Linked DNA regions of Homo sapiens: region 1 is linked to region 2. Evidence: read pairs that join two places in POLR2A ChIA-PET (ENCODE). Cell type or tissue: GM12878. All regions are shown on one strand. Links, peaks and the distances in the headings refer to the core of each region. The heading gives the core; the rest is flanking DNA.

Evidence for each region. ChIA-PET counts read pairs that join two places held together with the same protein. Peaks named below come from ENCODE experiments on the same cell type or tissue, not always from the same donor. Only the 100,000 strongest peaks of a DNase experiment are listed, where the experiment ranks them.
Region 1: POLR2A ChIA-PET joins it to region 2 with 5 read pairs; 2 of 35 experiments call an interaction of 5 or more read pairs at or near these places.

The regions. Positions count from the first base shown.
Region 1 is chr3:172,540,827-172,553,591 of GRCh38, reverse strand. No RefSeq gene overlaps it. Among named protein-coding and RNA genes, the nearest start is that of TNFSF10, 24 kb to the right of the region's middle. RefSeq lists a silencer at 11,999-12,293. In GM12878, for the core only: no CTCF peak of the experiment used is centred there; no DNase peak of the experiment used is centred there.
Region 2 is chr3:172,141,003-172,153,767 of GRCh38, reverse strand. The region is part of intron 3 of FNDC3B (fibronectin type III domain containing 3B); the gene reads right to left. Among named protein-coding and RNA genes, the nearest start is that of FNDC3B, 110 kb to the right of the region's middle. RefSeq lists enhancers at 393-482, 195-489, 11,192-11,241, 12,430-12,765. In GM12878, for the core only: no CTCF peak of the experiment used is centred there; DNase peaks (open chromatin) are centred at 7,163 and 8,317; H3K27ac peaks cover 2,500 bases.

The sequences.
Region 1 (12,765 bases), core at 5,145-7,644, 400 kb before region 2:
TGCCACATGTTTGATTAATGCTAACAAAAGGGTATATATTAGCCTGAGTTCTGGGTTGCAAAAGTGGAAACTGACTCCAGATAACTTAATAAGAGAAGGAATTATTGCAAGAGCCTTGGGCTGCTGACAGAATTGGAAAGAAAACCAGAGATCCGGACTCAGCAGGATGCAATGGAGGCCCAGGAGGGCTGATATGGTTTGGACGTTTGTCTCCTTCAAATCTCATGCTGAAACATAACCCTAGTGCTGGAGGTGGGGCCTGGAGGGAGGGATGGAATCATGGGGGTGGATCCCTCATGAATGGCTTAGCACCTTCCCCTTAGCGATGAGTGAGTTCTTGCTCTGAGTTCAGGTGAGATCTGGTTGTTTAAAAGAACGTGGCACATCCCCCTTCTCTCTCTTGCTCCTGCTCTCGCCCTGTGATTTGCTGGTGTCCTCTTCACCTTCCGCCATGATTGTAAGCTTCCTGAGGCCCTCACTAGAGGTGGATTCTGGCACTCTGTTTCATGAGCAGAGTGCAGAACCATGAGCCAATTAAACCTCTTTTCTTTATAAATTACCCAGCTTCAGGTATTTCTTTGTAGCAATGCAAGAACTGACTAACAAATACAAGAACTGAGCCCTTGTCACAGGAATGGCCTAGCAGGACATCATCATTACTGCTGTCACCATGCTTACCTACTGCCAGCCAACTCTGTTCTCACTGTTGCTGTACTGAAGAACTCTTCCAGCTCTGAGCAAGGAGATCTTGCTTCTGTGGTTGCAGCTACAGTGACTGATAGCTGACTGAGTCTATCTTAAGAGTCCAGAACTGGTAGGGGCATCTGCTCAGCCACTCTAGCTGTTAGGGGCAGAGGCAATGTAATATCCATCTTTCTTGGCTTCTGTAGCAGGAGTTAAGACTGACCTCTCACTAATGTTGGAAATCCCCTCAATTAAGAAGGGTGTTTGGATGGTGGGCAACCAAAATGTCAAATATTCATTATGAACAGTGTTGATGATGAAACAAAGACCATAGCTTTACTTTTGTAAAATAATATTGTCTGATTTAACACAATTTTAAAAACACAGGCCAAGGTGTGGTGTCTGGATCATCAGAGTATTAGAAAGATACTGGAGAGAGAACATCCTCCCGATGGGCAGAGCTCCAGTACTGCACGTGATCATGAACTTTGTGTGAAAACAAAGGTGGTGTGAATTAAGGATATGCACTGACTGCCTGGGAATATCAAGTGGCTTAGCTGGTTACAGGGAACCTGGAAGAAGCAAGATTGTAAAGTCAAGATTAAAGAGGTCCAGAGAAGACGCATGTGGATGGATCCGAGGGAGGATGAGGATTTTTCTGTCATGTGTTAATACCTCCCCACCCCCAGAGAGCACCCCTCACAGAAGGGGCACTAAATAAGCATGTGGATAGGAGGGCTCAGCCTGCAAATGTCCACCAGCAGTGGCCTCAGCCACCCCAGTGCTTGTGCAATGGGCTCAGAATGGAGTAGCCATGGTGACAGAGAGGGAGGCTATGCATGTGCTCAGTTGCATGGGCTCTCTTTTGTCAAAGCCCACTGCTGCTGAATGTCCAGCCTGTCAGCACAGAGATGAATGCTGAGCCCTTGGCATGGCACCATTCCTCAAACAGGCCCACCAGCCACTTGGTCACAATTTGATTAGATCAGATCCCTTCAACTTTAGAAAGGGCAATGTTTCTTCCTGACTGGGTAATGATTTGCCTTTCTTGCCTATAGTATCTCAGTCAGCCCACCACCCAAAGGCTCATCTACCAAACTGGGATCACATATAATATTGCCTCAGACCAAGGGACCCTTGCTATGGCCCAGGAGATGAATTGGTGGAAACATGGCAGTGAGATCCACCAACCCTATCACATACTGCACCATCCGCAAGATGCTGACCACTACCAGAGTGAAAGTGAAGTTGCAGCTGTGGCACCAGCTTGGAGGTAACACCACATGATGATGGGCACTAGACTTCAAGGTGCAGTACTGCCTCAAACCAATGGCCAGTGTATGATGCTGAACTCAATAGGTAGAGTACAGAGTCCGGGAAACAACAGGCAGAGGTAGGAGAAGCCCCACTTAACATCACTTTCAATGACCCTTTGGGGCATTTATACTTCCTATCCCTGCAACTTTAGTCTCTGTGGATCTGAATATTCTGGTTCCCAAAAGGTTGTCAATTATACTGTGCACACAGTAAAACATCATTATATTTAAAGCTAGAGCTGTCCCCTGGTGATTTTAGGTTGCTTGTGCCAATACACCAACAGGCACAAAAAAGAGTCAGCATACTATTAGGACTAACTGCATCTGATGATCATGAGAAGGTAGATCTGATACTATGTAATGGGGTAGAGAGGAAAATATTAGGCTCTCAGGTGATCCACTGGGGCATCTATTAGCACTCCCATACTCAGTTTTAGCTGTAGATGGGCAAACACAGCAACCACAGCCTGTTTAGGTCATGGTAACCAGCGGCTCAGACCACTTCACAGATGAAGGCCTGGGTGACTGAACTAGGCAAGTTAAGTAGACCAGTATAAATACACATAGTAATCTAAAACAAGTGGAAGAAGAGGAGGAAAATGAAGAGGTGGGGGAGGAGGAGGAGGATTGAGCATCAGTTCCCACCCCAGGACCAACTTCAGCGGCAGGGACTATAATTCATCCCGCCAAATCTTTTCTTATAAACGTCCCCAGAAACTGGGCCTAACAGGAACCCTGAAGAATATATGCCTAGATAGAGAGAACTTAGTGTAAGAAGCAAGTAGATCTGACCAGTACACGAGGAGGATACAGTGGGTGCTACTGATGCCTCACACAGATACCGCCTACTGAGCAGGTCTGAGTCATGACCCAGCTGTTGTGTGGCTGCTCCTTCTCCAGAGAACTGTCTTTGAGCAGCAAGAACTACCTCAAGAATTTATGCCCTCCCTCCACCCCCAACCTTGCCACCCACAGGAGCAGGAATGACTGACTAACCTAGTAGTGCAAGAGCCAGCCCCAGTGTGCAATAAACAATAAGGTGCAATTCATGCTCCAGAGCTGCCCAGGGGATGGGGCTGAAGCTAGGCTCCAGCTGAGGCCTCATCCTTGCTTAGCTTTCTCCCTGCTCCTTAGAGCGACCCCCTCAATAAATCACTTGCACAGGAATCCCCATCTCAGAGTCTGCTTCTAGGGGATCCCAAACAGTCACTATTAAATATTTTATATAAAAATATTTTCATCTTAATTTCAAGGAGTTCGATGTCTCTGGCGGCATTTTAATTGTACTCCTGTAAAAAGATCCTTTTCACCAATTAAAACTGATATATTTGGGCCATTTTTGTGCCGTTTCTAAGGATTCCCAGGGTGCGATTTGTGAAAAGCAAGTGTCTCAAAATAATCTAGGACTCAGAAAAAAAAAAAGTAAAATTGTGTTAAATGGTTTGAGAAATGCTGAATTAAACATCTTATTCTTGAAAATTCACATGCATATTAGCCATTAAAGACTGTGAGGCAGCGCTGCTAGTGGTTAAATGCCTCTGGGAGACCTGTGTTCAAATCCTAGCTCAACCGTAAGCCATTAATTAGGACCATCATTTAACTTTCCTGTTTCTAAGTTTCCGATACATAAAATAGATTAGCACATACCTCACCATCATAATGCGAGAATTAAATGATAGAATGCATAAAAAGCACTTAGCACAGTGCCAGGCACATAATGTATGCCATAAAACGTAACAAGAAGGCCGGGCGCAGTGGCTCACGCCTGTAATCCCAGCACTTTGGGAGGCTGAGGCGAGCGAATCACCTAAGGTCGGGAGTTTGAGACCAGCCTGACCAACATAAAGAAACCCGGTCTCTACTAAAAATACAAACTTAGCCAGGCATGGTGGCACATGCCTGTAATCTCAGCTACTTGGGAGGCTGAGGCAGGAGAATAGCTTGAACCCGGAGGCAGAGGTTGCAGTGAGCTGAGGTTGCGCCATTGCACTCCAGCCTGGGCAACAAGAGCGAAACTCTGTCTCAAAAACAAGAAAAGTAAATAAATAAAAATAAGTGCCTTGGGTTGAGTGAAGAGGCAAAGAACTGCTTAATTTTCTTCACCACAGAATCCTTTTTTTTTTGAAACGGAGTCTGGCTCTGTTGCCCAGGCTGGAATGCAGTGACATGATCTAAGCTCACTGCAACCTCTGCCTCCTGGAGAACCCTTTTTCTTTACACACACACACACACACACACACACACACACAAATACACACAGAAAAACCCAGAGATGCATTTTATAAACTGCTGATTTAGTGAAATTAGACCATGCTTACTCATCATAAATATTATCTGAAGCAGTTGAGCTGTGTAAACATTTAAACAAGATAACTTCGGGCAAATGCCCCTAATGATAATCCAGAGCTCTCTGCATTAAAAAAGAAAGGAAGAAAAAAAGAAGAATCATTAATTTAATTCTAAGAAAATAAGTATGTGCCTTGCTCATATTTTCCAAATCAACATCTACTTTTTACCTTGACTGCATGATGTTCTAGCCAAAATACTCTTGACGTTTGTTTAGTTAATAACAGGTTATGTGTCAAAACTTGAAAATAATTATCCTCCTGTATCTCAGAGAGGATACAGTCTGGGTTACCCCACTTTTTCTGTATTCACTGCACTCCTGAGAGGAATCCTAGTGGGGCACGGAGGGGCAAAGGGTAAGAGGCTCTGCTCTCGAAGGAAGAGTTTGGTTGAGGGGTCAATCTCAGGAAAGCCAGAAGCTGGAGCCAAAAGTGCTCAGGTTAAGGAAATCGTGCTTTGCTCAGTAGGCACAAGAGCCTTCAGACAGAATATTTTTATTGAGTGTAGACAATAAAACATCCAGAAAAATAATGAGGCATTTTCAGAAAAAGAGATTCAAGAGGTATTGTATTAGTTTGCTAGGGCTGCCCTAACAGACTGCCATGACAGACTTCAATAATAAAAATGTATTTTCTCACAGTTCTGAAGGCTAGAAGTCCAAGATCAAGGTGCTGGCAGGGTTGGTTTCTGGTGAGGCCTCTCTTCCTAGCTTGCAGACGGCCGGCTTCTTGCTCTGTCCTCCCATGGCCTATTTTCTGTACATGCCCTTGGTGTCTCTTCCTCTTCTTATAAGAATGCTAGTCATATTGGATTAGGGCCCATCCTTATGACTTTATCTGACCTTAATTACCTCTTTAAAGACCCTATCTCCAAATACAGTCACATTCTGAGATACTGGGGGTTAGGGCTTCAACATATGAATTGAGGAGAAACACAATTTAGTCTATAACAGGTATTAATATAAATCAAGCATATTTTTTGACATACGGGCATACGGTCTATCTCCTGAAAATATTTATTAGCCTTGAAGTCCAGACAGTCTTAAGACAATGCTTTTGCGTGTTGTACCTTTGCATATTTACTTCTATGGCATCCTGAAAGGCAAGTTCTTCCTCTTCCCAATCCTAGGATAATGCTATCTGCATTTGGAATCATCACTTTAAAATCATTTAATCAGCAGGGTGCGGTGGCTCACGTCTGTAATCCCAGCACTTTGGAAGACCGAGGTGGGCGGATCACAAGGTCAGGAGATGGAGATCATCCTGGCTGACATGATGAAACCCTGTCTCTACTAAAAATACAAAAAATTAGCTGGGCATGGTGGCACATGCCTGTAATCCCAGCTACTCGGGAGGCTGAGGCAGGAGAATTCCTTGAACCTAGGAAGCAGAGGTTGCAGTGAGCTGAGATTGCGCCACTGCACTCTAGCCTGGTGACAGACTCTGTCTCTAAATAAATAATAAATAAATAAATAAATACATAAATAAAATCATTTCATCATTTAGGAGAGAGTAGATCTCCTCTCCCACAGAGCCTTCCCTCAAATGCTACATCTATACACTTCTGTATGGGAGAATAGCCAATTCAGAGTCTGGAAACCAGAATTCTAGTCATAGTTTTATCTCTAACTAGTCAAGTGATCCTAGGAAAGTTATATCACCTCTTTAGGGCAAGGCAACATTTGGCCTGTAGCCTTCACCTCTGGAAACAAGTTCCCTTTCATTACTCTTCACTGAGAGTCAAAATGTGCAAGGGCCGGGAGCAGTGGCTCATGCCTGTAATCCCAGCACTTTGGGAGGCCGGGGCAGGCAGACCACCTGAGGTCAGGAGTTCAAGACCAGCCTGGCAAACATGGAGAAACCTCGTCTCTACTAAAAATAGAAAAATTAGCCGGGTGTGATGGCAGGCACCTATAATCCCAGCTACTCAGGAGGCTGAGGCAGGAGAATCACTTGTACCCAGGAAGTGGAGGTTGCAGTGAGCCAAGATCAGGCCACTGCACTCCAACCTGGGCAAGAGAGAGAGACTCCGTCCTAAAAAAAAAAAAAAAAAAAAAAAAAAGTTCCCAAAGATCACTGGTCTCTCATTATTTTCACACAGTTATTTTGTAACCAAATCTAACATTCAGATGTTATACAAAATAGAAAACAGATTACTATGGCAAGAGTCCAGGTTCTACTACCTAAAAAAGAAATAGGAAAATGAAACTTCACAATAGAAACTGATTTCAACAGGAGAAAAATGAAACACAAACTTATATTTCCTCTTTGCAGCTATGTTTTGGGACTTCCTCTTTCACCCATCAAAATATTTCTTTAAAAAAAAAAATCTTTCCTTCCAAGTTTTTTCTTCCTTTGTTACTATGACATGAATAAATCACCTTGTAGATTCTCTGTGTTTTGACTGCCTTCTCATGGTCAGGGACTAGAAAGACCTGTTGTGTGGCCATTTGCTATGGTCTGCCCTACCCTGACCCCTCAGTTCCTACATTGAAGTCCCAACCTCCCAGCTGATGGTAGTAAGAGGTGGGATCTTTTGGAGGGTGACTGGATCATGATGGCCAAGCTCCTGTGAATGGGATTAGTGCCCTTCTAAAATAGGCCCAAGGGAGCTCATTCACCTCTTGTCACCTCTTTTCACCTCTTCCACCATGCAAAGACACAGCAAGAAGATGCTGTCTTTGAACCAGGAAAGCTAGCCCTCACAGACACCAAGTCTGCCTTGATCTTAAACTTTCCAGGCCCTGGAACTGTGAGAAGTAAATTTCTGTGGTTTATAAACCACCCAGTTTAAGATATTTTGTTGTAGAAACCCCAACAGACTAAGTCAGCAATGCAAAAAATATTAGAACTAAAGGGACCTTGCACTAATCTCATATAAGCCCTTCATTTTTAAATATGAAAACAAAACAAAACCGAAGTCCTGGCAATTAGCCTACTAAATCCACAGGTAGCCAGAGGTAGAACTGACTCATTGTTATGTCTCCCCAGCTCAAACGTGTTCTTCCAGATCATAAACATTGGCTTATGCTTCTTTCCATCTCCTTTAAACCCCAGACAACTGCTGGGCACATGTAATACTTTAAAAATATTTCTATATCGGCCAGGCATGATGGCTCATGCCTGTAATCCCAGCACTTTGGGAGGCCGAGGTGGGTGCATTACCTGAGGTCAGGAGTTTGAGACCAGCCTGAGTAATATGGTGAAACACCGTCTCCACTAAAATTACAAAATTAACCAGGCTTGGTGGCATGTGCCTGAGGTCCCAGCTACTTGGGAGGCTGAGGCAGGAGAACTGCCCAGGAGGCAGAGGTTGCAGTGAGCCGATATCACACCATTGCACTCCAGCCTGGGCAAAAAAATCAAAACTCCATCTCAAAATAAATAAATAAATAAATACCAAAAACAAAATACTCATATAGCAACAATGCCATTACCCTAAAATGGTGGTAAAGGCTAAAAGCAAAAAATCCTAAAAAGAGAGAAAAGTATTAATGTAATAACCCTAGAACCACGAAGAATTATTTCCAAGTATTAATATAATTTGGTAAAATAATTGTTAGACCCAATGGAATCATCAAGAAAAGCAACCACGTGATTATACAACATGCTCTGCTATAGAATAGAATAAACCTTTCAGAGCTGGAGAGAACCACAGACTTACGTAGTAACAACTCTTAATTTTGAAGGTAAGAAAGCAAAAGGACAAGAATAGCCAAGATTTTCTTGAAGAAGGTGGCAAGAAGGCTTTTTGTTTTTATTTATTTATTTATTTATTTATTTATTTATTTATTTATTTATTTTTGAGTTGGAGTCTCGCTCTGTTGCCCAGGCTGGAGTGCAGTGGTGCGATCTCAGCTCACTGCAAGCTCCACCTCCTGGGTTCACACCATTCTCCTGCCTCAGCCTCCCAAGTAGCTGGGACTACAGGTGCCCGCCACCACGCCCGGCTAATTTTTTGTATTTTTAGTAGAGACGGGGTTTCACCGTGTTAGCCAGGATGGTCTCGATCTCCTGACCTCGTGATCTGCCCACCTTGGCCTCCCAAAGTGCTGGGATTACAGGCATGAGCCACCGCTCCCAGCTAATACATTTTATTATATTAAAATTAACAATTTCTGCTTATTAAAACAAACCACTAAATGAGTGCAAAGAAAATCCACAAAGCACTCGATTATTTGCAACACACATAAGCAGCAAAGGACAAGTATCTAGACTACCTGAAGAATTTCCACAAATTGGCCAGGCGTGTGCCTATAATCCCAGCTACTCAGGAGGCTGAGGCAGGAGAATTGCTTGAACCTGGGAGGCAGAGGTTCCAGTGAGCTGAGATCACGCCACTGCACTCCAGCCTGGGCAACAGAGCAAGACTCTGTCTCAAAAAAACAAACGACAACAACAAAAAAAGAATTCCCACATTTGGTAACAGCAAAACAATATGATAGAAAAAAGCATTAAAAAAATTTTTTGAACAGTTACTGCCAGGAAGATGGAACCCTAATTAAATAATTACATATCAAGAAACAATTACATATTAAAAATATAATTAGGTTGAATATTATAAGGAAATGCAAATTAAAGCCCCATTATGAGGAAATGCAAATTAAAGCCACAGTGACATCCTCTTATACACTACCAGCTGGCAAAACACTCCTACAATACCAAATGAGTATGCAGTGCCACAAGAACTCTTTTACTGCTGGAAAGATGACAAATTGGTGCTAGCTTGTGGAAACTTTTCCCAGTAAAATGACATGAACAAAATCTACAACCCAGGTAAATGTTTATGTGCATCAGGAGACATATATAAGAATGTTCACGACAATACCGACTATTCAAAAATTGAGAAACTTCCTAAAAGCCCATTAACAGTTGAGTGGATTAATGGTGGAATACTTCTACAATGGAGTATAGAAGAGCAGTGAAAATTATAACAAACTACAGCGTTATACATCAACATGAATGAATTGTATGAATAATAAAATTGAGTGAAAGAAGCAAGTCATAAAAGAATATTTATCATATGATTCTATTTACACAGAATTCAGTTGGTAAAACTATTTTTTAAAAAGCAAGAAATTAAATATCACAATAAAAGTCAAGATAGCAATTCACTCTGGGGGCAATGGGCACACAGGGAGTGTCCAAGTGACTGGACAAAGGTAATAGACCTTGTACTACACCAAGGTCTTGTAATATACCAAGGTTCTAATTACAACCTAGGTGTTAGTTTCATGGCTTTATAATTATCACTTTATTATACATATATATGTTTTATATTATCTTCTATAGGCATGATGTATTTTATAAGTACAAAAATAATTTTGCATTACAAACGTTGGAAACAATCGGATTTTCTGTAGATTTACTTGAAAGAAGGTGAGTATAAAGCACTTTGCAGTTGTTATTATAAGGACAAAAATACTGCTCAACTGTGAATCCAAAACAGTAGAGCTTTCAAATTTTAAAGCTGAGTTTTTAATGTTGCCAATAGCAAAATGCTTTTCCCTTAATGGAGAATTAATGCCTTTCAAGCATCTGAAATATGGTAATACTCATAAATGTGTGGTTTGGAAGAATGTTTAAATTATTTTTTCTAGTTTTGTTTTTCCTCAGGATAGATTCAACCGGTAATTTGTAGTAATGACTTTTGGAGTGTGGTAGGAATGTTAAAAGCTAAGTACCTGGCCTTATTGAAGCCACATTGAACTTCCTGCTGATTTTTTTTCCTTCAGTAATAAACAAAATACTATGGGGGAAAAAAGCAATTTTAAAAGGAACAAAATAAGAAACTCAATATAGTAGAAAGGCATTAAACTTGGAGCCAGAAGTTGCTACTGAATATTCAAACGTTAAAAAAGAAAGAGTCTCTGCAAACATTAAGTCACTCAACTGTTCAGCAGTGGAAAGTGTCTTTGGGGTAGGAATGTTTTCAAGTTCTCTGGATACTATCATTGAATATTTTTGAAGTCTGGGTGATGTGTAAGCACCATTACATTGGGCAGCCATCAAGTAGTCTCTAAGTACCGCATTCTTCACAACGTAGTTTCATGTTATCATCACAACAAATCTCTAAGTCTGCATTATTATCCCTGTTTTACAGAGACAAGAACCTGAGGTTTAGAGAAGTTAAATGCCTTGCCCAGGTTCATGCAGTCAGAAAGGGAGAGAGTGCACCAGAGCTTCTCAACCTTTACTGTGCAGGTGAATCCCCTGAAATCTTATTAAAATACAAATGCTGATCAGAGGCAGTGGCTCATGCCTGTAATCTCAGCACTTTGGGAGGCCGAGGCAGTCAGACCACCTGAGGTCAGGAATTCGAGACCAGCCTGGCCAACATGGTGAAACCCTGTCTGTACTAAAAAATACAAAAATTAGCCTGGCGTGGTGGCACTCAGGTGTAGTCCCGGCTACTCGGGAGGCTGAGGCAGGAGAATCGCTTGAACCCAGGAGGCGGAGATTGCAATGAGCTGAGATCGCACCACTGCACTTCAGCCTGGGTGACAGAGCGAGACTCAGTCTCAAAATAATAATAATAATAATAATAATAAATACATAAATACATAAAACAAAATGCAGATGCTGACCCAGGAGATCTGTGGGCCCTGAGAACCTGCATTTATAACAGGCTCCCAGGTGCAGCAGAGACTGCTGGACCATGGACCCACCTCGAGTATTATGGGTTCTGGGGTCACACTGCTTGAAACTCTCAGGCCACCAATTTGTAGTTTAATGTCATAGGACAATTACATTACTTTTTTTCACCAATAAAAATGAGGGTAATGTGACCTCATGGGGTTGCTGTCACATAAAAAGTTATAATACTCATACAAGGCTTAGAAGAGTGCCTGGCACTTAGTGAGCATTCAAAAGTATTAGTTATTTATAATATGTAGCACACAGGTATGCTTCCAGTGATAATTTGTTTGTTACTAAAAGGAGCTAATAAATTATACCAGAGAGCTGTCAGCACAGTTCTAGCCCAGCAAGGAACTCTGCCTTCTTATATTCTGTAACTCTCACTCCTTATATTCTACTCAGATGTCTTACCTAGTTATTTCACATAATATTATGGAAAAACACTTGATTCCCAGAAGACTCTCTTATCTGGAGAAATAATCTCCCATATCTTTTTTTCAAAATCAGGTTCACTATGTGGAAGGAAACATTTTTCTAGGAAAAGATCCAAGGTTGAGAATCCAGCCAATTATTTAAAACTGTTGATTAAATCTAGACTGACAAATACTGTTGATGTAAACTATTTTGAAGTCAAAATGTTACCTTAAATGAAATAATCAACCAAAGACATTTTGGGGGAAAATTGCAGATTACAAATATTATTAATACCAAGTTCCTCCCCTCTCCAACACCCTGCCACAACACTGCTGTCTGATCACAGAGATTAAAGCTATGGCCTGGTCTTTCTTTGTTCCTTTCCTTTATCCTCTTCCTTTGTCATTTAGCCAAGCTCTAAAATTAAACTCAGTAAGTTTATTTATTTTTATTTTTATTTTTTTGAGACAGAGTCTCGCTCTGTTGCCCAGGCTGAAGTGTAGTGGCGTGATCTTAGCTCACTGCAACCCCTGCCTCCCCGGTTCAAGTGATCCTCCTGCTTCAGCCCTCCAAGTAGCTGGGATTACATGTGTGCACCACCACATCCAGCTAATTTTTGTATTTTTAGTAGAGACAGGATTTCACCATGTTGGCCAGGCTGGTCTGGAATTCGTGACCTCAGGTGATCCGCCCGCCTCTGCCTCGCAAAGTGCTGGAATTAGAGGAGTGAGTCACCACACTTGGCCAAAATTCAACAAGTTTAGAAAGGATCCTGGCCAGGCACAGTGGCTCACACATGTAATCCCAGCACTTTGGAAGGCTGAGGCGGGCGGGTTACTTGAGGTCAGAAGTTCGAGACCAGCCTGGCCTACACGGTGAAACTTGTCTCTACTAAAAATACAAAAACAAGCTGGGTATGGTGGCGTGTGCCTGTAATCCCAGCTACTCGGGAGGCTGAGGCAGGAGAATTGCTTGAACCTGGGAGGCAGAGGTTGCAGTGAGCCGAGATCGTGCCATTGCACTCCAGCCTGGGGGACAAGAGCAAAACTCCATCTCAAAAAAAAAAAAAACAAAAAAAGAAAGGATCTTAACAACACCTCTAACCCTGTCTTTGGTCAATGGAGAGACAAGCTAATTCGTTCAGTTGGAAATATACTTTCTAAACAAATATGTTTCTTTATTGCTGGTTTAGCAAGAATTATTTTTGTTTTATAAAATGTGTAGTTTTATGAAATCCAATTTTTATTAAAATAGAAATTTGTTAAAGCGGACATGATCAATTCTAAGAATAATGTGGATAAAATATAGGCATTTTGTGTCTTTTAAAAATAAATTAAGATTTACATATGTATTAGTGAAAACAAAAT
Region 2 (12,765 bases), core at 6,870-9,369:
AGACTGGGGCTTACCCCAGAAGGTAACTCCTGCTGATAAGAAATCCTTCCTAGGGCCAAACAAATCACTGTTTGACTCTTGAGGCATTCTTCACTCCTGTTTTTCTTCCTCCTCCTTCCTTCCTATAAGAAAGGTGTCTTTTAAGTATATCTACCAGGAAACCTGAATAGTTAGGCGCTTTCCCCTCTGAATTTGTTCCGTATCCCGCTGGTGATTCATGCCCCCAGCCTGCTCCTTCCTCAGTACACTGAGGTGGCTCTGTTCTGCTCAGTTGTGGGAGGCCACGTCAGCAGGAAACAGCACTGGCTGCCAGGTCACATTCAAGACAGTCTGGAGCAAGGCAGCGTGCAGCACATGCAGGACAGAGGCCGCCTCTGTGGTTTCTCCCAAGTGCAGGGAGCACTCGGCTTGGAAAAAAAGGCTGGCCTCTGAGCACTACAGCAACACCAGCTCAGGGGAGACACAGAATACTATCTTTGAGACTTTCCCCGTTTTTCAATGTTCCCCAGATATTCCCAGCTCTAGAGTTATTATTTTCTCTTCTTCTCCTTTTCTTAGAGGGCTTACTGTACTGTATCCAAATTCACATTTGGAAAAGGCTGCCACAAGCCAAATCAAACTTCATCGTGGCTTTCTGGCTCCCAAGCCCGACAGAGGAAATTCTGCACACCCCATCAACCAATCTCAGCGGTCCCGACACCCATGAGTCAGGATGGAAAACCTGACCCAGGGGCCGACACAGAAAAGTGGTCACTACAGGCCTTTTTCCTTCTAAACACATACGGTAAACACAGTAAACAAAGAAGCCATGCCAGATGTCATCATAATACCTCACAGGATGGATTCACGACAAGCAGCAAATGAATTGTTCTGTGCAAAGAGACAATGACAATACCACATTTCACGTAGCTGGCCCAGTGAGTCCAAAATCAATCCTCATGTAAACCAACATGATTAAGGGGAAAGAGCTGAAATAGCAGGGCTCCTAGGCACCTGGATTCCTAAGCATTTAATTTGTTGCAAATTTCAAACAGGGGTCCCGTGAAAAGAAGAAGTGTGATTTTTTTCAGAAACTTTGTAAGTTGAGCACGTTCCCCTCTGCTATCAGGGGAAGGGCTCTTAAAAGACAGCCCCAATGTCAAAACCTTCTCTCCAAAAATACCAGGTTTGAAGAAAAAAAAAAAAAAAAGCCCTTCCCATGGAGAATGTGAGTGGCAGAAACAGGAGAAAAAACAGGAAACAGGAGGTGAAGACAGGGAGTAGTTGAGGACATGAAGGGTACGGAGAATGGGCAATGGATGGAGAACGGACAGGAAGCAATGCAACACACCCGTGGAAACACAGCAAAGGCAGTCTGATTCTGATCCTGATTCTGACAATTTTGCCAGGCACTGCGCTACTACTTAGAAGGCGTTAAGTACCCCATACATACACACAGAAACCCAAATGCAAAAGGAGTGGGGAGTGAAGGGGTGAGGCTTCTAAGAGAGGTCTACAGCAATATGGGCATGAAGAGTGAGCCAGTAAAGGGAGAAAACCACACAGAGCCAGGAGGCCACCTATGGCTGCAAAACCAGCGATTTTTGTGAAGAGGAATTGGCAGCCAAAACAAACCGAAATGTTATATAGGTACTTAGAGAGTTGGTGATGTAAAAGGTATTCCTTTTTATTTCCAGTCATTTGTGAACATGAAGAAGCCTGACAGACCCTCTAAAGTGAGCGGCCAATTCATCAAACCTGGTGATCAGACAGGGACTGAGTATCCACAAGTGGATATCACCAGCTCCTCTACTGATGGGGAGAATGAAAATATTAGATTCTGCTACCTTTTAACTTACTGAAAACCAGAGAAATACAGTAAGCCCTCACATAACGTCATCCACAGGTTCCTGGAAGCTGCAACTTTGAGTGAAATAACGCATAACCGTTTTTCCCCTCATCAATGCTGTAACAAATCCACATCGAAGGAAACAACGCAACTCAAGGACCTGTTATATGTTTCACTTACAGTTTCCAAGAACCTATCCACAACATTACATGAGGACTTAGGGTATTTCAAGTTTAATTAGCTACCGCAGGTTTTAAATAAATATACATTTTCATGGAAGAAAAATCACCTACTAATCTAGGATAACATTTTAAAAGCATTTCCAAAATTAAAACTACCAAATCTCAAATACTTCTTGTACATCTGGAATAAATTTAAATTAGTTATTATGCAAGTGAAGTATCTAGAGGTAGATGGGCTAGATCCAAAGGTAATATATCTCTCTTGGTTAACACTGTAGGAAAAAAAAAGAGGTTGGGGGAGTGGGGAGTGGAGTCGGGGAGACGGTAAGTAAAGAAAGCTAAATAGTTTCCATATAAAGTTAGAAGCACATTTAGATTGCTGAACTGGGTTATGTAGTTTTTAATAGGATAATGCTACAACAGCAAACACGTGAACAATGGAAACCTTAAAATTATTTAAAACCCAAAGTGTAGACTTTACCAAAAGGTTAGACAAAGCAGAACACACGGAAGTGGTAGCACTGGCAAATATACACTCACACATACAGAGTGTGTGTGTCTGTATGAGTACACACAAATATGCATACATATGCACACACAAAAAATAAATAAGGCTTTCCGCATAATGAGACAAACTAACAAAGAATATCACAAGATTATGACTTGTATGTAAGTCCTCCAGGGCATATTTAGAAGCAATGATGTTTAAACAAATTAGTCATATTTCTACAACTAAGGAGATTGAATAGAAAGCTATCTCAATTTTTTCATACACACAAAATGATTATGCAAACACAAACTTAGAAAAAAAACCTATGTAGATTTGTTATTTTTTAAAAAATACCTAGATGAGAAAAATAAAGAGTAGTGTATTTTATGGATTATTTGAAACTTGAAGGATAAACACTTGAGCGGATGGACACCCCATTCTCGATGATGTGCTTATTTCACATTGCATGCCTGTATCAAAACATCTCAGGTACCCCATAAATATATACACTTACTATGTACCCACAAACTTTTTTTAAATAAAAAATTATAAGCATATTTCACCGATTCCAAGTACCTTTTTCACATTTTCACATCTCCTGAAAAAGGAAGTCAACTTAATCGGTGGTGTTATCTCTTTTGTAGAGACATTTAAAAAAAAAGAATGATGCATTTAAAAACCAATGGCATAGATTTGACAAAATGACACCAAATAATCCTAAAAAACCAACTGGAAAAGGACAACTATGTGTAATGCCCCATAGATGAGAGACAAGCAGAAAGGCCATCCCATCTAGCTCAGCAGATAAGAGGTGTACGCATGGGGGATGGGGAGTCAAGACACACACACATCCTTTAGCTGAGGCAGTACACCTAAAATGAAAAGGTACCACTTCTCTGTTTTAGAGTTTTTTCATTCACAAATAATTCAAAACCTTAAATATTAGACATAAAAGTTAAATCTACAATTTTTTTTGAAGTGCAACGTAAACTAAATACTTATGACAATACTATCTTTAAAAATATTCTGGGACCCAATAATTGTATCTAAATCTCTGAAGGTGAGGCCCAAGCATCAGTATTTTTTAAAAATCTCTAGCTATTCAAACATGCAGCCAAGTTTAACAACCAGTGAGAGAAAGCACCCGACATGGCTGGGCGTGGTGGCTCACACCTGTAATCCCAGCACTTTTGGAGGCCAAGGTGGGTGGATCACAAGGTCAGGAGTTCGAGACCAGCCTGGCCAATATGGTGAAACCCTGTCTCTACTAAAAATACAAAAATTAGCTGGGCACGGTGACGGGCACCTGAAGTCCCAGCTACTCGAGAGGCTGAGGCTCGAGAATCGCTTGAACCTGGGAAGCGGAGGTTGCAGTGAGCTGAGATCATGCCACTGTACTCCAGCCTGGGTGACAGAGCAAGACTCTGTCTCAAAAAAAAAAAAAAAAAAAAAAAAAAAAAACACCCAACATACAAAAGGTATACACAAGCTTTTTTAAAGTAGCAATTATTAAAACAAGAGAAATCACACTGGATTAATTTTCTTTCCTGTTGTTACTAGTCAAGAGTAACATATGCTTATAAAATTTTAGAGAAATTTATGTAGGACCTAAAGTAAGGTCTCAATGATAATTTAAAATCTCACTTTCAAGTAGAAAATCCTAGATAATTAAGCTCTTGAAATCTGCCCACACTTGAACCTATTTAAGTAAAGCTTTAAGTATTTTCATAAAAATTAGGGACATATAAACTGCAGAGAACGCCACAGGAATTAAAGAAAGAAAAGAGAAAAGGGGTGGTAAAAATAATTTTAGAAATTATCTGTTCTAATCCTCTTATTTTAAGGTGAGAAAACTGAACCCCTGATCAATGGAACCAGACTAAATGGTAAGGAATTGAAACCTGTATCTGGGGACCCTCTTCCTCTTCTCAGAGCCAGAAGGTTTCAAACCGTTAGGTGTCTTCATTTAAAGTGGAAGAGAAAATTTAAGAATCTAGTTAATTGATTTTTTACTGTATAAATTCAAGTCCAATGACTTTTCAAGTGAATTTCATAAAAACAAACAAAAACAGCTGCACATAACAAAGGGTCTGTGGAAGGTGCAGAGTTAGTAAGATTTGTATCAGTGAAGGGAAACAGGCTTGAAACAAATTTAAAGAGGCCAGACTGGTAAGGCTATTTCACCCTTCCTGTTGAGCCATTTCCTATGTCTCCTAAATACATTATCCAGAGCTACTTTTCAGCACTTTGTCTCAAATTCTAAAGAATCTCATTTTCTTCAAAGTCTGCTCTATGGTTAATTACTTGCCTTCTAACTACTCTGTCTATAGCCAAGAATAGGTAGAATGCACCTGTTGTTCTTGAGTTACATCTGAGATGGAGCCTGGCATTCTATTCGCTTCTGAGGAATGTTAATTGCTGATACCAGCATGACAGGTGCAATGAGGAGTAGAAAAATGATCAATGAACTCAACCACTGAACAGGAGCAGAACTCAGACACTATGAGAAAACTCCTCAGTGCTGTAACTGTAATTACTAATAATACTCAGTCTGGCAATCAATAATTTGACGCTTGAAATAGATTTTTTTAAACAGGGCCCGAAGTTCTAAATTGCTACAATAGTCTCTGTCCACGTGAGAAAAAAAAGAAATGTGTAATTCCATTTTCCATGTTACTATGGAGCCAATTCACTCACCTCAACTGTCTCTCATGGCTTCTCTCTTCTGTAGGCAATGTTCCTCAGTTCCAGATCATTACTGGTGTGGAGTCCTATCTATTTTGAATTCTGAGTCACTTCCTTTCTCACCAGTTTCATGCTTTAAAATTTTCCCATTTTTGTATAGTACTTTACAAAATGAAGCCAACTTCCATATTGGCCCACTATTTTTTTTACCCTCCACATTGGCTGCTTCTTTTACCGTGGCCCAGTTGACTGGGAAAAAGGGATGTACTTATTGCTTGAATAAGTACATCCCTTATTTAGATGTTTAGAATATTTTTCATATTTTTTATAAGTTTCCTAACTTGATGATCTCCAAATACTACATAATATTATTCATTAGACTTTAAAATAACCTAACGATATCTCTGGCAATCATATTTATTCTTATTATGGGGAAACTGAGGCACAGTGAAGAAAAACAAGTTCCTAATAAAATTAGGAACTTAATAAAATTAGCAACTGAATTAGGAGATGGAAACTGAAAGACTACAAACAAATCCTTTGAAAATTAGAGTCCCGGGTTCAAACCTCAATTCATTAAAACTGTAGAAAAGGGAGGAAAAATTTTTCAAAAAGAAAAAAATTCTATCTTTGAGCTTATAAATAATAATCTTTTAAGTCAATTTTTCTTATTTTTCTGCATCTAGATGGAATTTTTTTCCCTTTTGTCCATTGGGTGACCAGACTTAATTCTGAGAGCCTTCTTTTTAATTTAAGGGTACAACTTCTGTAAATACCCTTCTCTTACAAATGTCACCAACCCCGACGATCTCCACCTCCATGAGTCTCAGAACTCCTGAACCAAGAACATCAGTAACACCCTGAACATCTCAGAAATACAAATTTTCTGGCCCCACCCACCCCAGACCTGAATCAGAAACCCTGGGGGTAGAACCAGCAACTGTGTTTTAACAGGCCCTCCAGGTGATTCTGGTTTATGCTACATTTTGAGAACCGAGACTACCTGTTGATAATCTTTAGGGTCTGACATAGATGTCATATACTGAATTCATATACTATAGGGACCACCCACCCAAGTCAAGCAACAAAATGATTCCTAGGGACCTACACCATTCGAGCTAGATTAGGAAGGGAACAAAGAGGGAAGCAAAAGTCCCAGTCCAATCATTTCATAAAGGCATGCGAAAACAGGGCTCACAGCAGCTTATCAGCTTCTGAAAAGTGGCAAGTTGTAAGATGGTTATTTTCTCACCTCACTTTTTTTTTTTTTTTGTTTGGAGACAGGGTCTCACTCTGTCGCCAGGCTCGAGTACAATGTTGCAATCTCAGCTCACTGCAACCTCCATCTCCTGGGTTTAGGCAATTCTCCTGCCACAAGCCTCCCGAGTAGCTGGGATTACAGGCATGCACCACCACACCTGGCTAATTTTTGTATTTTCAGTAGAGACAGGGTTTTGCTATGTTGGCCTGGCTGGTCTCAAACTCCTGACCTCAAATGATTCCCCTGCCTTGGCCTCCCACGGTGCTGATTACAGGCGTGAGGCACCACGCCTGGCCTTCTCATCTCACTTTTTAAAGTCTGTCCACTCTGCATAATCATACCTGTTCCAATCAACTTTGAATTTCATTAAACATAGGTGAACTTTGAATTTCGTTAAACATACGTGAACTATTGTGTTTACATCTAAGTAAGTATAAAGTAAATCTGTACTCTGCCGAAAGCAGTAACTCATATTTCTGTCTGATGGTTCTTGTTTATTACTTAGAAGCTTATAACCAAAGCTAAAAAGCAATTTTAATAGGTTCAGTAAAGCCAACTACCACATAGATTTTACTTAATATGTATAAGAATACAAGATAAAAGATCTTTAGACACTTTACAAAACTGCCAAACTTGCTAAAGAAGATGAACCTGATAAACAGCCACAGGTACACAGCCTGTACACTGAAATGTACGTGGGAAAGCACAGTGCAAGAATTTCTTGAGCTGTCCTGAGGGTTACGTTAACCAGAGCTTCTCAACCTCACTACATATTCAAATGGCCCGGGAGCTTTTCAAAACCACTCATGCCCAGTCCCCAACCCTTACAATCTGACAATTCCCCTACAATCTGACAATTCCCCTGGGCTCAGACAATGTGACACTTCCCTACAACTAGCCTACATATCAACTTTTAAACTTTTTTTTTAAGTTCCCAGGTAATTCTGATGTGCAAAAGGATATAAGCCACTGTTAATACACACAGTTTTAAAATTCTGAGATGTTAGACATGTCCTTTTCCTTGGGCATATGATTCAAGAACTATGTCACTCAACAGGTGAGCGCTTGACTCACAGAATAAGAACTGTCGTGACTATTAACTAAGAATAAATTAACCAATTTAATCCTAGATCTTGATTTCTAACTCATGGGATGATAGTGCCATGCTTTTTTTTATATATTTTATTAATGTTTTTAAAAAACTATTTCCGCCAGGCACGGTGGCTCACGCCTGTAATCCCAGCACTCTGGGAGGCCGAGGCGGGCAAATCACCTGAGGATGGGAGCTCAAGATCAGCCTGACCAACATGGAGAAACCTCCTCTCTGCTAAAAGTACAAAACTAACGGGGCGTGGTGGCGCATGCCTGTAATCCCAGCTACTCAGGAGGCTGAGGCAGGAGAATCGCTTAAACCCGGGTGGCGGAGGTTGCAGTGAGCCGAGATCACACCATTGCACTCCAGCCTGGGCAACAAGAGTGAAACTCCATCTCAAAAAAAAAAAAAAAAAAAGAAAGAAACCTATTTCAAGTTTACACTCAAAGACAATTTATACTATCTGCAAAGATTACTCTTCCTCAACAGAACACAAGCTCAGTTCTAGCATTGCCTAAGTACAGATGCTCTTTAACCTGTGACCGAGTTACGTCCCAATGAAACAATCGTAAAGTTGAAAAATCTTAAACCATTATAAATCTGGACCATTTATACTTGCTTTATTCACAAGGTACCACAGTGCAGCAGGCAAAAACTGACATTGCTGGATCTAGCATAAGACATTCTGAAATGATGTTCAAAATCCAACCAAGGAGAACTGTTGAAGACTCAGCACTTCAAGAACAAACAGTTTGACATTTACATGAGATAAGTGTATGCGTATACCCACTTTAATGAGAACTGCAAAACGAAACAGGAAACACAATTCATCTGGTCATTTCTCTAACACAGAATAACATTTTCACTAGAAGACAGAGCAAGAAAAGGACTTATATTTTGATTTAAGTTTCCACTCTTTTTTTTACTCCCAAAGACTTCTCCCTTGATGCTACACCTCCCTCCTCTTCTTATCAATTTGGAACAGAAATAATAATCTGCTAATACATACCCGGGAGCTTTTTAAATAAAGTGAAGATGTGGACACTCCTATAGCTAGAAAGATAACAAAACAGGTGTTTAAAACTGGCTCCACAATGCAATATATAAAGCATCCAAAAAGGTATTATATTTAAATTATGGAATGCTTCGACCTTAATTCAGGCACAAAAAGACTTGAATACTTAGGGGGGAAATAATCTTTTCTCTTCAAATAGAAAAAAAAAAAAGTGGTAGGGGGAGGAGGGTCTATCCAACCACACAAGAAATGTGAAGCTAATTCAAAGAACTCAAAAGCAGGAATCATAAAGGAAACCCCCATTCTGTGGGCAATTCTGAGGCCAGTTTTCTCCGTATTTAGATTGGATCCAAAAAAGAAGTAGTAAAGCATATTCCCCATTAACTCAGCAGTCTTGCCTCACAAATAGTGTGCAAATTACCTTCCAAGACACTGAAAACCCTCTTCAGAGAGGAAATACCCAAGTTGAGGAAAAGGAAAAAAATACCCACTTAAAAAAAAAAAAAGTTTGCCTTTTAAACCCATATTTGTTACTCTTAATGTGTGTCCAATTAAGAGACAGAGAATACAAAATGTTTAGTGCTCTCAATTATGTTACAAGACAAATATTTTTCTAAGACACTGTAGTTCATCTACCTTAGGGAAACATTCATCCAGTGTGTTCTCACTGGTCACAAGTCATGACTATCTCCTAAATGTCTGTAATATCTGCTTCTCCTTCCACATCCCACCACGAATGCACTCCTTCAGGCTCGACGCCTGCCTGCCCTCTTCAATCACACCGCTGGTAGAGAAAAACCATTATGCCACCTTCATTTAACTCAGTAAATGATATGATTTGGATCTCTGTCCCCTCCAAATCTCACACTGAGATGTGACTCCCAACGTTGGAGGTGGGGCCTGCTGGGAGGTGACTGGATTGTGAGGATGGGTCCCTCAGGAATGGCCTAGCACCATCCCCATGGTGATGAGTGAGTTCTCATTCAGTGCACAGGAGATCTGGTTGTTTAAGAGTCTGGGACCTCTCCCTTCTCTCTCTTACTCCTCCTCTCGCCATGTGACACGCTGGCTCCCCTTCGTCTTCTGTCATAATTGTAAGTTCTTTGAGGCCCTCACGAGAAGCAGATCCCAGCACCAAGCTTCCTATATATCCTGCAGAACCATGACCCAATTAAACCTCTTTTCCTTATAAGCTACACAGTCTCAAGTATTTCTTTACATCAATGCAAACACTGACAAGCACGAATGAGCCTCATTTACTATTTATTTATTTATTTATTTATTTATTTATTTATTTATTTATTTTGAGATGGAGGCTCACTCTGTCACCAGACTGGAGTGCAGTGGCACGATCTCGGCTCACTGCAACCTTCACCTCCCAGGTTCAAGCGATTCTCCTCCCTCAGCCTCCAGAGTAGCTGGGACTACAGGTGTGTGCCACCACGCCCAGCTAATTTTTGTATTTTTAGTTGAGACAAGGTTTCACCATGTTGGCCAGGATGGTCTCAATCTCTTGACCTCATGATCCGCCCGCCTCGGCCTCCCAAAGTGCTGGGATTATAGGCATGAGCCACCGCCCCAACCCTCATTTACTAAAGCATAATTTGTTCCTGGGTCTGACACAGAGTTTACCGAGAATTTATTACTATACATAAACGCTATAATTTCCAACAGCAAGAAAACATAAAATATTAATAAAATTAACGAGTAACCTAAAATATTTGTTAATAACACAAAAATAAATACAAAGTTTGGGAAAAAGTTGATGTATCTTTAAGGATTAAATAGCCTAACATTTTCTAAGGTATTCCCATCCTATTCTCCCCCAAAATAAAGTTATTAAAAGCATGAATATAATGATTCCCTCATGCATTTTTACAGGTAAGAGAAGCTAATCCATATATTGGACTTTTTCAGAATTACTGTTTTTGGAAACACACTCATGCCTGTATTCATTATCTTAAATTGAGGAACTAAGAGTGAAAATAACTAAATTTAACTACCTTTTCAGAACAACAAAAATAAATAACTTCTCTAAATTACCTAAGAGAATTTTTCCATCATTTTATCTTCAGCAGTACTATCACTGTCTGAATGTTTGTGTCCCCTACCCCAGCGCAAATTCATACATTGAAATTCTAACCCCAAAGGTGATGGTATTAGAAGGGGTGGTACTAGAAGGGGTGACTGGATCATGAGGGACACTAATCCCCATTCATGAGGGATTAGTGTCCTTATAAAGGAGGCCCAAGAAGACCCCTAGGCCTTTCAGCCACGTGAGGACACAGAGAGAAACTGCCATCTATGAACCAGAAAGCAGGCCTTCCTCAAACACCAAAGAAGCTAGTATCTTGATCTTGGATTTCCCAGCCTCCAGAACTGTAGGAAATAGATTTCCGTTGTTAATAAGCCACCCGGTCTCTGGTATTTTTGTTATAGCAGCCCAGACAGACTAAGACAAGTATCAGGAAATGACTTTCCTTCAGTCTGAATGCCTCCTGCATGCAGGATAGGCTCTGGGATACAAAGATGACTAAGCTTTGACCCTTGCCCTTGAAGAACTTAATCCAGTCTTCCTTAAAGACACTTGTAACATGAACTTTTCTATTTCAGGTTGGAAGTGCAAGAACAAGAGTAAAAAATACAGAAAGAATAAAGCAGGAACTGAAAGACTACAAGCTGTGAAATAGCCTGTGGCCAACCACTGAGGTAATGCGACACTGCTCGCTTTTCTGAATTATCTGACATGCAAAGATCTGTGACATTTAAAGAACTCTAAGCAGTGGTACCTTCAGAGATGACATTTTAATCATTGTTTAACAAGCCTAAAGGGCAGAAGGGTTGAGGAGTTAAACTGCGATTGCATAACTTTTAAACATGTTATTTTGAAGTGTTAGAATTTAAACGTGAAGACATCTAAAAAATCCTAATAACTCCAGTTCGCATAGGCTTTCTGAAATGCTTTAAAAATGATTAGCTAACAAAAAATGAAGGGGGGGTCAATGCCCACCCATAATAAAGAGCGAAAGCTTAGTAATCACTCCTATTTATTGGGCCCCTACTATGACTCAGAAATTGTTCTTAGTGCTCTGTACACAATAACTCATTTAATCACAGCAATCCTTCCAGAGAGAAATTACTATTCCAGCTCTACAGATAAGGAAACTGAGGTGTAGAGAAGTTAAGGAACTAATTTTACAATATACATCTAATGTGCAGGGGATTTTTGAGCCAGGCAATCTCACTCCAAAATCTATAATGATCTTCCCAATATATAGCCCTGACTGCTTCTTGGTACTGCCTAAGAAACAGAATGCACTAAATAAAAATTTTAACAAGTATGGAAACAAGTTTTTTTTTTTTGAGACGCAGTCTCACTCTGTCTCCCAGGCTGGAGTGCAATGGCACGATCTCAGCTCACTGCAACCTCCATCTCCCAGGTTCAAGTGATCCTCCTGTCTCAAGCCTCCTGAGTAGCTGGGATTACAGGTGCCAACCACCAAGCCCAGCTAATTTTTGTATTTTGGTATTTAGGGGGAAATAGAGATGGGGTTTCACCATGTTGGCCAGGCTGGACTTAAACTCCTGACCTCAGGTGATCTGCCCCACCTTGGCCTCCCAAAGTGTCGGGATTACAGGCGTGAGCCACTATGCCCAGCCAGAAGTATGGAATTCAATGAAAATGTAAAAGGAGGCACATTAGAAAAACTGCTTTGTTGGATAAAATAAGAGGATACAGCCTTCTCTGAATATAGCTGCTCAGGCGTGGTGCAAGAGTGAACGGCTGTTATTCAAAAGAAAACCAACAACTAAAAATCTACAACAAAATTTACTTTAAATTCATGGAACACTGGACCCATTGTTTTAGCTATAACCCCATATCTGAACAGTATACACATTCTTATAAACCTTCATCTAAAATGTTTGAACTGGTGCCATCACCAGCAACCCTATGAAAGCAAGTCTATCATAAATAAGCAATGAAAGGGAGACTAGAATTTCAACTGATTTCTACAAGTAGGAAAATGAAGTCATTGCCCACAATCATGCCATCTATTTAGGGGGGGGAAAAATCAGTAAAGCTGTGTATACAACTAGATAATGATGATAAGAATAATGACACTTACAATGGATTATCCTCACAATCCTATCAGATAGGTACTATCATTGTTCCCATTTTAAGAGAGGAAATTGGGGCTAACAGGTTAAGC